2 separate regions of the Mus musculus genome follow, and region 1 is linked to region 2. Evidence: chromatin loops called from intact Hi-C (ENCODE). Cell type or tissue: left cerebral cortex. All regions are shown on one strand.

Evidence for each region. A loop is a pair of places that touch in the nucleus more often than their neighbours do. Peaks named below come from ENCODE experiments on the same cell type or tissue, not always from the same donor. Only the 100,000 strongest peaks of a DNase experiment are listed, where the experiment ranks them.
Region 1: a loop joins it to region 2, with 2.4 times the contacts of the local background. A loop is called at or near these places in 8 of 42 quality-filtered maps.

Annotation. Positions count from the first base shown.
Region 1 is chr16:97,429,300-97,431,799 of GRCm38, reverse strand. The region is part of intron 8 of Bace2 (beta-site APP-cleaving enzyme 2); the gene reads right to left. Among named protein-coding and RNA genes, the nearest start is that of Bace2, 74 kb to the right of the region's middle. In left cerebral cortex, a CTCF peak has its summit at 1,377; DNase peaks (open chromatin) are centred at 251 and 1,496; H3K27ac peaks cover 1,824 bases.
Region 2 is chr16:97,325,047-97,327,546 of GRCm38, reverse strand. No RefSeq gene overlaps it. Among named protein-coding and RNA genes, the nearest start is that of Bace2, 30 kb to the left of the region's middle. In left cerebral cortex, a CTCF peak has its summit at 1,278; a DNase peak (open chromatin) is centred at 1,441.

The sequences.
Region 1 (2,500 bases), 100 kb before region 2:
CATTTAGTCTGCCAGCCATGTTAAGCCTGAATTCTTATCTCTGCCTGTTTTCTCCCTTATATCTAAAATCTTCTCCAACTTTAGGACTCATCAAGTCCTCCTCCTCTCACTTAACTTTTTCATTCACCATACTCCTTTAAGACTTTCAGAAAAAGCACCAAGCTCGGGTTGTCATACATAACGCATTAGATAGAAACAACCACACACTCATGACAGCTATGTGCTCTGCAGCATTGGAGGAAAGTGGATTTCAAACCGAGGCTGAGAACTGGGGATGTGACTCATTTGGTATCGAGCCAGCCTAGCATGCAGGAAGCCAAGGTTCCAAGCCCAGCACTGCCCAAGCTGCTGTGGTAACCCCAGATCTAGGGAAAGCAGGAAGCTAAGAAGTTGTAGGTCATCCTAGGCCACATAGGGAGGTTGAAGTTAGCCTAAGACTCTTCTCAAAAACAGCAATAAGAGCTACATGTAGATGTTATTTTCTGGGACAGCCCTTCACTAGGTATCTGTGCGTTTGTTAGATACATTAACTGTGCTATGAAGCTGACTTAACCTTGCTATGTTGGATTTGTATATGAGAGGTCATTGTTCACTGTGGGGAGGGGAGTGAACCTGGGAGTGAACTCTGGCTTCAGATCCTTGCTCGTTGTCAGGCAGGGGCTATCTCACTGAGCTTAACTGCCCTGTGTGATCTGTGTTCTCAGCTACCTGCTTTGACTCTCACTTTCCTTATCTGTAAAATGGGGGTGTAACTGTGCCTATAAATGACAGTGTTGGAAAAATAGGTGAGTTAGCAGATGTTAATTTTGTACATGGTCCCTAGGGAACATGTCAGTGCTCTGTGATGGTCAGCTATTACTATGTTGTTACTTTGATTCTTTTATCAATGTCTGAGGTTAAAATTTAAATTGTGTATTTTCTCTGTTGTCTCCAGAAGGCCATGATGTGATTGATAATGAATGCCTTGAGAGATATACTATCATTTTACTAAAGATGCTTGTCAGATCCCCTCCCCACATGAGACATAAAATGAAACCAAACTGAAGATCTGTGATCAAGACCTTCCCTGCAAATGCCTGCGACAAGGAACATTACTCTGCAGTTAGAAGGGTTCTGGACACACGGTCAGCCCCCTCTTCTCTCTTCTCACTCCTCCCTCCCTCCCTCTTGCAGGAATCCTCCTATAGAACCCTTAGACCCCTAATCTGGCATTTACACAGAGAATGGGTGCACACCACTATATCTGCTTTTGACATGAGTGCTAAGGATTGAACTCAGGTCCTGTGTTTGTATGGCAAGCACTTTACTGGATGAGTCTTCTCCCAAGCCTGTATTCTCTGCAGTAGGCACACACTATCCATAGGGGTCAGAATTTTCATTTGTACAATGTGGAGCCAGAGGTTCTCAGCTTTGGTGTCTTTGACAATATTCTAAGTAGATAAGCACGGGCGTATCTCCGAGGCTCATCTTCACACCACCATCCCTATTTTTAAACATGAGCTGTACCAGATGATCCACTTTCAACCTGCAGCAAGAAAAATTCCATGGAATGACTGCCATAATCCACAATGTGTTTCAAGTTGTATGAGCTGAAATCTATATAGCTCTTGGGTGCTAAATGTCTCCGTCTATAAAAAGAGGCTGATGGTATTTCAGAAACCCTGGAGGCATTAAGACACCAGAGCTGTCAATTTAACTCTACCATTATTATCTGCTTAGCTGAAGATACTTGTACAAGGCAACATGGAGTCAGCTGAAGGGGTCCCAGTGCCCAGGGTAACTGTTTAGGAGTAAGCCAGACTTGGGAGGGTCAGTTCTACATTGATCACAGTATCCAGCTAATTGGCACTGTTCCATCTTTGCACAGATCCACCTAGGGATTCTCAGCAGGGTTGGGAGTTTGAATTGACATGGAAAGCAGAAAAAAGCTGACTGGGGAAAGGCTCAGATGGTGAAGTATTAGATGAGCAAGCATGAGGACCTGGATTAGATTCCTAGAACCAACCAACCAACCAACCAACCAACCAACCAATCAAAAAAAGCCCAGTATGGCAGCATGCTGTTGCAATTCCAGTGTTGGGGAGACAGAGATAGGTGGATCCCTGGGGCTTGCCCAACAGCCAGTGTAGCCTACTTGGCAAGTTCCAGACCAATGAAAGATGCTGTCTCAAAGAACAAGATGGAGAGTGACAAAAAGAAACCTGGAGTTGACCTCTGACCTCCATAAGCACAAGAACTCATATGTACATGTACTAGTATACACACATACACACTTACATACAACCTACAGTCTACATACACACACAAAGAAAAGGAGACTGTCTAGGCACTTTGCCCCAAGTGACCCCAAGCCCTGGCCACACTGTTGTACTCCACAGAAAACAAGCTAGGAAGTCTACAAACTTGGTCTTGGAAAAGCTCTTGAAGCCTCAGGGATTCTGATAAAGGGCTTCTGCTTACGGCTCCTCCACTGCAACCCTCAAGGAATTCTATAAACTAA
Region 2 (2,500 bases):
AATATTGACATTATCCACAAAGTTAATGGGCCCAACAGTGGTGAACTTGAGCACATAGCTCAGAGGCTTCATATACACTGTGTGTGGGGTCCACTGCCAACTTCTGGCTTCTGAGTGCCCTGAGAAATTCATTTCCACATGAAAGGTGTTTTTGCCCACCCACCTAGTTTGTCACAGTCCTCGAACTGAAGCAGGAGGAAGGGAGAGAATGGCCTGAGATTCTTTAGAATATACAGGCCTCTCAGCATGGCAGTCTGGCGTGCAATGGCCAGCATGCATGAGCAAATGGGTGTTCAATAAGCAGAAGAACTTCCTTCTTGAGTGTCCCCTTCAGGTGAGGGGACAACTGAATAGAGGGGATTCTGAGAAGCCCTGGGAACAGAAATTTCTGGAGGTCCCCTATTACTTCTGGATGTCAGATAGGGCGTTCAGCTTTGCTCGTGACTTCTTAGGCTCTGGAGGGATGAAAAACAAGTCCCCTTACTCTGTGGCAGAGTTCCCATGCTGCGAAGCTCTGACAGAGAAGTCCTGGATTGACTGTGTGGCCTTGGGCACATAGGTTGACTTGTGCTTCAGGCTCCTTGTCTGTCAGAGGTTAGACAATAGTCTAGCCCTGGCAGGCTGTACAGAGTTTATACACACAAAGCATTTTCAGAAGGGTTCCAGAAAATGGTAAGCCCCGAAAACAACAGTTGTAAAATGTGCTATGGCTAAAAAAAATTTTTTGCATTGAAAGAGCTAAACAATATCCACTCGTCTTCCTGGGTCCCTGGGGCACATCCAGGAATTGTGTAGACCTTTGTTCTCAGAACCAAGGAGTTGATTGGGTTTACTTACAGTAAGAGCACAGGAAGAAATTACCAGAGTGTGGGTGCATCCCTTCCCAAAGGCCTCATTGGAAAGTCTTTACCCATTGGGAACTGGGGTTGGGGGGGGTCTTTTCCACAGCCACACAGATGGTTCTTCTAGTCTTTGCAGGCCTGCATCTTCTACCCCCACCCACTGCTCCTGCATCTGTAGTCAGGACCCAGGTGTACACATCAGGTGATAGCGAGCTGCTGGAGGTGAGGCACCATCCCAGTCCCTCCTCTTATGAGGGCATGTAAGCAGTCAAGAAGCCCAGCTGGGGTGATTGGAAGGAACACAGCTGAACTCCTGAAGATGGAAGACAGTCACCTATACCAGGGTGGCAGTCTGTCTGGCTGAAGACCACAAGGAACACCAGGGTCACTGTGTGGTAAAGAGTTATGTCGAGGGAGTAGTAGCAGGAAGGGCCACTAGGGGGTGTGTGGTCTGTCTCTCGTCCTCTGTCTCTTGTGTGGATGCCTTTGACTGCCAGGATGCCGCTCTGAGCAGCGGTTGAGGTGGCTGTTTTATGGGGATGCAGCCATGAGCCATTTGGCAAGAGGCTGTTTTGGAATTTGATCAGCTGAGTGGGCTGGATGAGGTCTGCTGTGCCTTCCCGTGATTTCTCAGCTTCACTCAACCCCGATAGAACAGTGTTCAGCTGGCAAGGCAAGCCAGCAGCTGCGCGGGGCTTTTCTTAAACTCCTCTCTGAGCCAACTTAAAAGACACCTCAAGAGTGGGTAGCCCCGCCTCTATTTTCTGGCTTGAGAGCTTTTGCATACAGATGCATTTCAAATCTTGTGCTAAAGATCGATCGGATGAAACCTGTAGGGACTGAGGAGTTTCTCACCCAGGTATGAGAGAGTGGGGCTGGGAAGATCAGTTGGTGAAGTCCTTGCTTCGGGAAAATGAGTTGGATCTACAGAACCCACATGAAAAGAAAAGACTAGGTATGGTGGTGTGTTCTCACCCCCAGCACTGAGGAGTCAGAGACAATGGAACACTGGGCCTCACTGGCCAGCCTACTAGATGAGCTCCAGGCCAGTGAGAGTCCTTGTATCAAAAATAAACCAAACCAAACCAAACCAAACCAAAAAATCCAAGGTGGGTGGCTCCTGAGGAGAAATTCTTGAGGCTTATTCTACCCTTCATCCTCACACACAGGTACACACACAAAGTGCTATAGTAGAGAGACAAGTGTTCAGGTGTTCAAAATGAGCACAGTGAGACGCAGTTTGGGCTCAATTTTGTGATAATAGGCAGACTCAGGTTATTAAAAAAACAATCCACGCTAATTAATGACAGTTACACACCGGCAATACAGTCTCCCCACCCCCAAGGCTACCCCCAAGAGTCTGTCCACCTAGTTCCCTGCAGTTTGCTGCCCCCTGCTATCTATCCCCTGTGGCTAGCCTGCCAAGACTGGCCGCCACTGGCTCTAATCCCTAGCGCCTTTAAATGAATACTCCAGAGGCTTGTAATTTATCAGCCAGATTTATAACAGTAAATCCTCAACCCCCAAAATGCCCACACAAAGAACTCAAAACTCAATTGAGATAAATACAAGTTATATGCCTAGATGAGACAAATATACCCTGTATTACTCTACTGTTCTTCTATGATATCCAGAGCAACCTGTGACTCTTTCAAGCC